2 separate regions of the Homo sapiens genome follow, and region 1 is linked to region 2. Evidence: chromatin contacts called from ENCODE Hi-C or POLR2A ChIA-PET data. All regions are on one chromosome and are shown on one strand. Each heading gives the region's core, a stretch centred on a gene start or an enhancer-like site at or near the end of the contact. The rest is flanking DNA. Distances are from core to core; before and after follow the strand shown. Region 1 has its middle 9.1 kb from the start of DRAP1. Region 2 overlaps LOC124902693.

Evidence for each region. Hi-C counts contacts between places; a loop is a spot of excess contacts on that map. ChIA-PET counts read pairs that join two places held with the same protein, here RNA polymerase II (POLR2A). Pooled maps may share reads with other maps.
Region 1: a loop to region 2 is called in a pooled map, with 2.3 times the contacts of the local background. The contact joins two enhancer-like sites. A Hi-C loop is called at or near these places in 6 of 50 pooled maps. POLR2A ChIA-PET finds 5 or more read pairs at or near these places in 3 of 52 experiments (Panc1, WTC11 and activated B cell).

The regions. Positions count from the first base shown.
Region 1 is chr11:65,926,134-65,930,970 of GRCh38, reverse strand. No RefSeq gene overlaps it. Among named protein-coding and RNA genes, the nearest start is that of DRAP1, 9.1 kb to the right of the region's middle. RefSeq lists enhancers at 2,559-2,853, 2,568-2,997 and a cis regulatory region at 2,534-3,099. Within about 2 kb of position 2,715, at least 11 of the 41 ENCODE cell types and tissues checked have a DNase peak (open chromatin) inside an H3K27ac peak, as active enhancers do.
Region 2 is chr11:65,817,126-65,822,595 of GRCh38, reverse strand. The region is part of intron 3 of LOC124902693; the gene reads left to right. Among named protein-coding and RNA genes, the nearest start is that of SNX32, 14 kb to the left of the region's middle. RefSeq lists a silencer at 4,125-4,584. Within about 2 kb of position 4,220, at least 20 of the 41 ENCODE cell types and tissues checked have a DNase peak (open chromatin) inside an H3K27ac peak, as active enhancers do.

The sequences.
Region 1 (4,837 bases), core at 1,466-3,965, 110 kb before region 2:
AGAAAGTGTTTCAAAGAGGAGGCAAGCGACCAACTATGACAAGAGCCACTGAGAGGTCAAGGCGAGCCCAAATGAGAACAACTGAATCGCCTGGACCCATTCTCCAAGGACTCATTGTGGGAGGCTTATTACAGGCTTTGGCTGTGCGAATGCGGCTGAGATTGGCCTTCACCACATCACACCGCAGGCCCCATCTGAAACTGTTCTTTTGCAGCTAAAGTCTAGGAAAAAATTTCTTTCCACTGAAGAAGTTTTCTCCGGAAAAAAAAAAAAAAGTTTTTTGCTTTGGCTGCCAGAAAGCTCAGAACTAAATTTGATATTGAATTAATAAAGCACTTTTACAGGCCTTTATGGGTTGCATATTTATATATGTATGCTATTGTTTCTGATCTTTATTTTCTCTTTTAATTATATTTTATTATTTTATTTAAAAAATTTTTTAATAATTTTTTTAGAGACAGGGTCTCACTATGTTGCCTAGGCTGGTATCAAACTCCTGGCCTCAAGTGATCCTCCTGCCTTGGCCTCCCAAAGTGCTGGGATTATGGTGTGAGCCATCCCATGTGGCCTAAATTTTTTTTTTTTTTTTTTTTTTCAGATAGAGTTTCGCTTTGTCACCAGGCTGGAGTGCAGTGGCACGATCTTGGCTCACTACAACCTCCATCTCCCGAGTTCAAGAGATTCTGCTGCCTCAGCCTCCCGAGTACCTGGGGCTGCAGGCGTGCACCACCACACCCAGCTAATTTTTGTATTTTTAGTAGAGACAGGGTTTCACCATGTTGGTCAGGATGGTCTCGATCTCTTGACCTCGTGATCCGCCCTCCTCAGCCTCCCAAAGTGCTGGGATTACAGGCATGAGCCACCACACCCGGCCTAAAATTTTTTGTTTTTAGAGATAAGATCTTGCTATGTTGCCCAGTCTGGACTCACATTCCTGGTCTCAAGTGATCCTCCCTCCTCGGGCCTCCAGAGTAGCTGGGAGTGCACCACTGGTAGCACGGGTGTATACCACTGCACCCATCCACATTCTTGAATCTCCATTTCTGTTTTTTAAATTTTACCTTCCTTGTTCTTGTTGGAAGCCACCTCAGGTGCACTGGGAATGTGGTTTGCAAATTAATCAATGGTATTTCATTTATTCGGCAAGCATACAATGATGTCTTGTAGTAGTCAGGTCTCTCTAGCATACAATTGGCCTAAATACATTATTAAAGATAAAAATAAATGTCTTCACCCATTCTCTGTTGCTTATAACAGAAAACCTGGAACTGGGTAATTTATTTAAAAAACGGAGTCTTGCTCTATCGCCCAGGCTGGAGTGCAGTGGTGCGATCTCGGCTCACTACAACCTCCACTGCCCAGGTTCTCGCAATTCTGCAGCCTCAGCCTCCTGAGTAGCTGGGATTACAGGCACCCACCACCACATCCAGCTAATTTTTGTATTTTTAGTAGAGATGGGGTTTTGCCATGTTGGCCAGGCTTGTCTTGAACTCCTGATCCCAGGTGATCTGCCTGCCTCAGCGTTCCAAAGTCCTGGGATTACAGGCGTGAGCGATTGCACCCGGCCACATGTGCTGTCTTGAGTCTCACGGCCACCCCTGACCAATGGCTGTGGGGAGGGTATCTTGACCAGCGGTCCTGGAGGTGCCACCTGGTTGGAGTGGGGTGGGCGTCAGTTCTCTAGGGATACGGATATGATTTGGGGTGGCCTGAAGGAAGAAGGGCAGGGCAGACCCATGCACAAAAACATGCCCACCACGTACCTACCACGTGCCAGGCCCTGTGAGACATCCTGGAGACACAGACGTGAATCCGACAGGCCCTGTGTCCCCAAGAGGGGCGCTTTCCAGAAGTGGAGGTGAAACCTGCAAGCACAGTTATCCCAGCCAGAGCATGGGAAGAAACTTGGAGAGGGGACAGGTGAAGGACTTGGGGAGTTCAAAGGATGAGGAGGGACTCTAGGTTCTGGCCTTGAGGAAGTAAGGTGAACTGAAATTGCCCTTTTTCTACAAACAGCTAAGAAACTGGACAAAGCACAGGAAACAAGTGTTTTCAGATATTAGACAAAGGGCAGCTCAGGGCTGTGATCCCTGAAAAACGGAAGATAAAGGGGAGGAGCCCTGACATTGCATAGGTGATTTTCCTACCACTGCACTGGGAGGGCAACCGTTGTTCTCACCGAGTTAAGAAGACGAGACCAGAGTTTGGGAAGGCTCATCTTCAGGGCTTCTGATCTAACTGAAGACAGGCCCAGATATGGGTATTTTAAAGTTCCCCAGGGTCGGCCGGGCACAGTGGCTCAGGCCTGTAATCCCAGCACTTTGGGAGGCCGAGGCGGGTGGATCACTTAAGGTCAGGAGTTTGAGACCAGCCTGGTCAACATGGTGAGAACTTGTCTCTACTAAAAATACAAAAAATTGCCAGGCGTGGTGGCGAGTAGCCTCCCCAGCTACTGGGGAGACTGAGGCAGAAAGGAGAATCACTTGAACCTGGGAGGCAGAGGTTGCAGTGAGCCAAGATCGCGCCACTTCACTCCAGTCTGGGAGACAGAATGAGACCCTGTCTCAAAAAAAAAAAAAAGAAAAAAAGAAAAAAAAGCTCCCCAGGGTTCTAAGATGTAGCCAGGGTTGAGAACCACTAGGCTAATCTGCAACTCCAGACAAAGGCGGAAGGGGGGCAGGGAACCCACAAAACAGAAACCAAACTCTAAGAAAACGGGTAAGAGGAAAGTGAAACCGACTCTGGGCACCAGGCTGGAATGGAAGAGCATCTGTGGCTAAAAACAGGGCAGCCGCACCCCCCTGGAGGAACCAGGGCCCTGCCCACCCACTTGCTTGCTGCGGCTTCAACACGCTGGCCTCCTCGGGGTCCCCTCTCCCCACTACCCCTGGAGAGGCGTGAATGTACCTATTTGTTTACCATCAGTCTGCTGCCCCTTCCCCCAACTGGACTGAGCTAGGGAGCAGAGGCTCTGTGTGTTTTCTCTGAGTTCACCTTCCCCAAGCCCAGAGCAGGGCCCGGCACAGAGTAGGTACTCAGCAAATATTTCTTGAGTGACTGAATGAAGACAATGTATGATCCCATGAATCCTGCAGGGCCATGCTTTACCCTGCCCTATGTGATGCTGTCCCCTGAGGTTGGGCCCATTCTGACAATGTCTTTTCTGTTTTTTCAACACAGGGTGCATAGAATCAAGCAGACATGCGCCTTAGTTTGGGGCACTCCATGCAGCCATAGGGCCCTGAAAAGCTTCCCTTTTCTTTTCTTTTTTGTTTGTTTGTTTGTTTGTTTGAGATGGAGTTTCGTTCCTGTTGCCCAGGTTGGAGTCCCATGGCACGATCTTGGCTCACCGCAACCTCCGCCTCCCGGGTTCAAGCAATTCTCCTGCCTCAGCCTCCCGAGTAGCTGGGATTACAGGCATGCGCCACCATGTCCGGCTAATTTTGTATTTTTAGTAGAGATGGGGTGTCTCCATGATGGTCAGGCTGGTCTGGAACTCCCAACCTCAGGTGATCCGCCCACCTTGGCTGCCCAAAGTGCTGGGATTACAGGCTTGAGCCACCACACCCAGCCTAAAGCTTCCCCTTTCAATGGACTCTCCCCTTCCCTGCATCCCAGTCCTACTCCTGCTGCTTTGAGCCACGACATCCCCTTGTCTGTTTAGTACATGCCCTTCCAATCTGCTTTCCAGGATCTTATTTCCATAAATGTCCATAACAGCAGGCACCATTTATTGGGTGCTTACTGTATGCCAGGCACTGTGCTGAGCGACTTACATATCATATCTCATGAAACCATCACATGTCCCTGAAGGAGGTGCTATTATGATCCCCGTTTTACAGATTAGAAAATAGAGATAGGCTGGGCAAGGTGGCTCACGCCTGTAATCCCAGCACTTTGGGGGGCCGAGGCGGGCGGATCACCTGAAGTCAGGAGTTTGAAACCAGCCTGACCAACATGAAGAAACCCTGTCTCTACTAAAAACAATACAAAATTAGCCGGGTGTGGTGGCGTATGCCTGTAATCCCAGCTACTCGGGAGGCTGAAGCAGGAGAATCGCTTGAACCTGAGAGGCGGAGGTTGTGGTGAGCCGAGATAGCACCACTGCTCTCCAGCCTGGGTGACAAGAGAGAAACTCCGCCTCAAAAAAAGAAAAGAAAACAGAGGTAGAGGCCAGGTGGGGTGGCTCATGCCTGTAATCCCAGCACTTTGGGAAGCTGAGGAGGGTGGATCACTTGAGGTCAGGAGTTTGAGACCAGCCTGGGCAACAAAGTGAGATCCCATGTCTCAAAAAATATATATATACATATATATATGTGTGTACATATATATACACACACATACACACACACACATATATATACACACATATATAGGCACACACATATACATATAAAAATACATATATTTGTGTATATAGAGACATATACATATATATTTGTATCTATACGGTCTCGTCCATGTTCTGGAGCCGAGCATCCCTGTAACTTGGAAGGAATGGCCTCAGGTGTGGCGGGATAGGTTGTTAACTTCACCTCTCCATGCCCTGTTCCACACACACACCTGTGTTTAAGTCCAGACCCACCCTAATCAAAGGCCCTGTACCAAAAAGGGGAGGGACCAGACCCGTGGTGGAGGGTCTGGATCACAAGTACCATTCCCTTGCCTTTCTTTTATTTATTTATAAAAGAAAACAGGCCAGGCACGGTGGCTCATGCCTGTAATCCCAGCACTTTGGGAGGCCGAGGCTGACGGATCACTTGAGATCAGGAATTTGAGACCAGCCTGGCCAACATGGCTAAACCCTGTCTCTACTAAAAACACAAAAATTAGCCGG
Region 2 (5,470 bases), core at 2,971-5,470:
CGAGACCATGAAAAAAAAAAAAAGGAAAAAAGGAAGGAAGGAAGAAAGGAAGGAAAGAAGGAAAGAAACAAACTTCACTTTCAGAACATTTTTTCAAGACCAGCCTGGCCAACATGGTGAAACCCCATCTCTATTAAAAATACAAAACTTAGCCAGGCATGGTGGCGGGTGCCTGTAATTCCAGCTACTTAGGAGGCCAAGGCAGGAGAATCACTTGAACCCAGGAAGCGGAGGTTGCAGTGAGCCAAGATTGCACCTTTGTGCTCCAGCCTGGGTGACAAGAGTGAAATTCGGTCTCAAAAAAAAAAAGAACATTTTAATAAACTTTTATGATTAAAGGGTGAAAACATGTTTCTGTACCATAACGTTCAAATGTGAGGTCCACACTGGCAAACAGGTATTTATCTGTATTAAATATTATGTTCCATTTAAAGTATAACAATAATTCTCCGTGCCCATGGTCAGGTTGGGCAAATGACCACATTTCATGCTTGTGTGAGTTTTTGTTTGCAATCTGTATACTGCCCTTAGAGATACAGGTTCAAACAGGTGCAGGAAGCAGAGCTGCCAGCAAAGTGCAGGAGTCGACTCTTTTTCTTTTCTTTTCTTGCTTTTTTTTTTTTTTTTTTTTTAGCCAGAGTCTCGCTCTGTCACCCAGGCTGGAATGCAGTGGCTTGATCTCAGCTCACTGCAACCTCCACCTCCCGGGTTCAAGCAATTCTCCTGCCTCAGCCTCCCAAGTAGCTGGGAATACAGGTGTCTGCCACCATGCCCGGCTAATTTTTGTATTTTTAGTAGAGATGGGGTTTCACCATGTTGTCCAGGCTTGTCTCAAACTCCTGACCTCAGGTGATCCACCTGCCTTGGCCTCCCAAAGTGCTGGGGTTACAGGTGTGAGCCACTGCGCTCGGCCTCTAGACTCTTAATCTATGTTCTTTGAGTTACACCTGACAACTTTCCATCACACCTGGCTGCCTGGCTCAGGAACTGGAGGAAGGCGGCCAGTGCTGGCCAGGAATTTCTCAGAGGCCACTGGACAGTATTATGGAGTGGCCCCTGCCCCTCAGAGGCTCACTGTCCATAGCACAGGGGTCATCCATCCTGTCAGACCATGCTGACCCCACTCACGAGAGGCTAGCCCTGCAAGTTCTCCCCTGGGAACAGGAAGTAATCGTGCGAGGTTTACATGGCAGATCAGCTTGGTCTCGGGAGCTATTTCTACACAAATCACGTGGGGCTCAGAAGGCCATGCTCTGCTGCTCCCTGGACTCTGGCCCCTGTCCTGCGTGTCCTCCTTCCTCTGGTCCTCAGAGACTCCCCGTTCCCTGCCATATGCACACTTAGGGTGGGACCGGGATGTGCACTGTAGCCAGTTCTGTTCTTGTTTGTGTTGCTCAGAATCCATTGTTTCTTACTGATGCAGATCAGTGCCTAATACTAGGTGTCCAGCACCATGCTGGGAGCCAGGGATACAACAGACAGGTGCCTCCCTGGGGGATAAGTGGAGCACACGCAGGTAATAATCAGTGAACTGGGTAGCGCTTTGTTACAGGCCTCTCACAACTGGTATTTTATCTCCATCATATTGTAATTTTGTTTTTGTGGTGTGACCTAAAAAGCCTTGGATCCTCAAAAGATCTGGCCAAGTTCATGGTAAAGTTATTATTCCTTTAACAAATGCATTCATTTAACAATATTTATTAAGCACCTATTATTTGTCAGGTACCATTCCAGATGTCAGGATTATAACAGAGAACAAAACTGACAAATAGCACTGTTCTCTTGGTGCTTACATTGTTGTGGAAGGAGACAAAAAGAAATAATGTCAATATAATATGTCCTAAGAATTTTAAAGAAAAACTCAAGCAGGGTAAGGGAGAGAGAATGACGATGGGGAGGAGGGCCGCTCTTTGAGGAAGGCCCTTCTGGTGACCCTTGAAGCAGAGCCCAGCAAGAGGGGAGGGGGAAGCTGTGGTTTGGAGGAAGTCTTTTCATAGCGGGGAGCCTCAAGGGCAGAGCCCCCGAGGGGGAGTGTGCCCTACCTGTTGGAAGGAAGCCACTGATCTGCAATCCTGTTTTCCTCGTCTGCAAATTAATGGGCTTGTTGGGAGGGACAAATGAAATCATTTATATGAAAACATTTATGTCAACTGTAGAACACTCTATAAAAGTTATTCTCTTTATGTTGACTTCATCAAGTATTTGCAGTGTCTAAAGCAGGAATGATCATAATGATTATATTACAATTCTGCCCTTTCATTTTTTTTATTGAGGTGAAATGCATATAACATATAATTAATCATTTTATAGCCTACAATTCAGTGGCATTTGGTGCATTCACAATGTTGTGCAACCACCACCGCTTTCTATTTAAAAACCTTTTTCATCATCCCCACCTTTTCTTTCTTTTCTTTTTAAAATAGAGATGGTGTCTCCCTACATTGCCCAAGCTGGATTAGAACACCTGGGCTCAAGTGATCCTCCAACCTCAGTCTCCTGAGTAGCTGGGATTATAGGCACTCACCACTGTGCCTGGCCTTTCATTTTTATTTTATTTTATTTTATTAATTATTATTATTATTTAGAGACAGGATCTCACTCTGTTGCTCAGGCTGGAATGCGGTGGTGTGATCATGGTTCCCTGCGGCTTCCACCTGCTGGGCTCAAGCAATCCTCCCACCTCAGCCTCCCAAATAGCTGAAACTATAGACATACGCCACAGTGCCTGGCTAATTTTTGTATTTTTTGCAGAGCCGTGGTTTCATCTTGTTGCCCAGGCTGGTCTTGAACTCCTGGGCCTAAGTGATCCTCCTACCTTGGCTTCCTCCAGTGCTGGTATTACAGGCGTGAGTCACTGTGCCTGGCCTTTTTTATTTTTATTTTTTGACACAGAGTCTCACTCTGTCACCAGGTAGGACAGTGGTGCAATCTCGGCTCACTGCAACCTCTGCCTCCCAGGGTTAAGAGAGTCTTATGCCTCAGTCTCCTCAGTAGCTGGGATTACAGGTGCACACCACCACGCCCAGTTAATTTTTTTCTATTTTTAGTAGAGACAGGGTTTTACCATGTTGGCCCCACTGGTCTGGAACTCCTGGCCTCAAGTGATTCACCTACCTCGGCCTCCCAAAGTGCTAGGATTACAGGAATGAGCCACTGCACCCGGCCTTTGGCCTCATTTTAATTTTTATTTATTTATTTATTTATTTATTTATTTATTTATTTATTTATATTTATATTTTTATTTTTTTTGAGACGGAGTCTCGCTCTGTAGCCCAGGCTGGAGTCCAGGGGCGCGATCTCGGCTCACTGCAAGCTCCGCCTCCCAGGTTCACACCATTCTCCTGCAGTCAGCCTCCCGAGTAGCTGGGACTACAGGCGCCCGCCACCACGCCCGGCTAATTTTTTTTGTATTTTTAGTAGAGACGGGGTTTCACCATGTTAGCCAGGATGGTCTCGATCTCCTGACCTCGTGATCCGCCCGCCTCGGCTTCCCAAAGTGCTGGGATTACAGGCGTGAGCCACCGCGCCCGGCGCCGCATTTTTAATAGTCACTTGAGATACCATTCTGGAAATAGGATTTCCCCCCGTATCTGACTTTGTCCTTTCTGTTTCTGCCTAGCCTCCAGCTCCTAGGCTTCATCCATGTATTTTTCCAACAGCAATTTATTGAGCACCTACTGTGTGGGAGGCACTGTGCTAGGCAGATTCTGGAGACACAACAATGACAGTGACAGGGAGGTCCCTGCATCCCCAGGACTCACAGTGTGGTGGGGGATTTAGACAGTGAATGGATAATTGCCGGAAAACTAAATTATGATACATGCTTATAAGAAAAAATGTTTTGAAAATTATGTTAAATACATTTGTGGAGTTATCGAAGCTACTGGAAGAGAGACGCCACTCTCAGAACAACATGACTGGTTTTATAACTGTGCTCCCAGTTCAGACACGGGGGACAAAGATGACCTCGGGGAGGCGACCTGGATTTTGCTGGGGCCTAAGCAGCGAGGCCGGCCCAGGAAGAAAGAGCGGTGCTTCCTTCATTTGCTCCTGGTCACCCTCTGAGGTGTGCAAGGGTAGATAGTGTTGCCATCGCTCCCATTTGAGAGATGTGGAAACTGAGGCTTGGCCAGGCGTGCTTGCCACCTGGAGGGGCTGACGTCTGATACTTGCTTTAGCCAACGGTCAAAGCGTTTGTCCGATAGGGGGCAGCGGCGCGCCAGGCTGGAAGGAGAGCGGCATCCGCGCGCGCGGCGCTCCCGGCGTTCCAGGAGGGGGCGCTGCTGACCCGGCCTCGGATCGCCGCTCCCGCCCCGGCCTTGCCCCGCCGCCCTGCCCCACCCCCCGCCCGGAGCCCGGCACTCGTGACCTCGCCAGCTCTCAGCTCCCTCGGGCGATTTCGTGCACGCTAATGTGCGCCTCTGTGTTTTCCTAAATGCTGGTTTCTTCATCAAGCGGCGGAATAACGCATCAGGGCAGGTGACCCACGTCACCGGGGTGATGCACTGGTGCTCGCCGGGGCGGGCGCTGTGCCTGCGGGAGCCGCGCGGCCGGCGCGGTGTCGGGGCGCCTCGTGGGGGCCGAGCCGCGCCCGCACGTCCCTCAGGTAGGCGCGACCAGAGTTTCTTTAGACAGGATGACCTGGCAGCGTTTCCACCCCACCCACGGCGAGTTTCGCTTTCCTAATGTGGTTAAAAAGTGCGTTCTATCTGAAATAGGGTGGTTGAACAGGTTTCAACATTTTACTTAATTTTTTGTTTGTTTTAGATTTCTTCCTTCTGGTGGGTCTCTTTCTTTTTCTGTCAAGAAGATGTTCATAACTGTCCTCTTTGGCATTTGTTCAAAGTCCAGTTCTAATAGCTTTTGGACTGTGGTTTAATTTTAACCATAAAGCATTCTTTTGGAATAATTGCTTTTGAATCTGGGAAGAGCCAGCTGGATACAAGGCCATAAACACCCCCCTGCGGGGAATGTACAGGCTTTAAGTTACGTTTTTTTACCACTAGCATTTCTCTTTATCTTTTTTCTTTTTTTGGAGACAGGGTCTGGCTCTGTTGCCCAGGCTGGAGTTCAGTGGTACAATCAGAGCTCACTGCAGCCTCATCCTCCTGGGCTCCAGCGATCCTCCCATCTCAGCCTCCCGAGTAGCTAGCTGGGACCACAGGCACGCATCACTGGCTAATTTTTTTTTTTTTTTTTAGAGACAGGGTGTTGCTATGTTGCCCAGGCTGATCTCAAACTCCTGGTCTCAAGTGATCCTCCTGCCTCAGCCTCCCAAAGTGCTGGAATTACAGGCCTGAGCCACCATGCCTGGCCTAGCATATCTCTTTTTTTAAAAAAAGGAGACTGATGGGGGTTGGGGGGATGCAAATTGTGAGTAGATAGGTGGGATTGGAGGAGAGTTTGAACATCTGCTTTAATCAACTAAATGGTGTCTTAGAGCTGTCCTGCGGGCAACCATGTGGCCTCA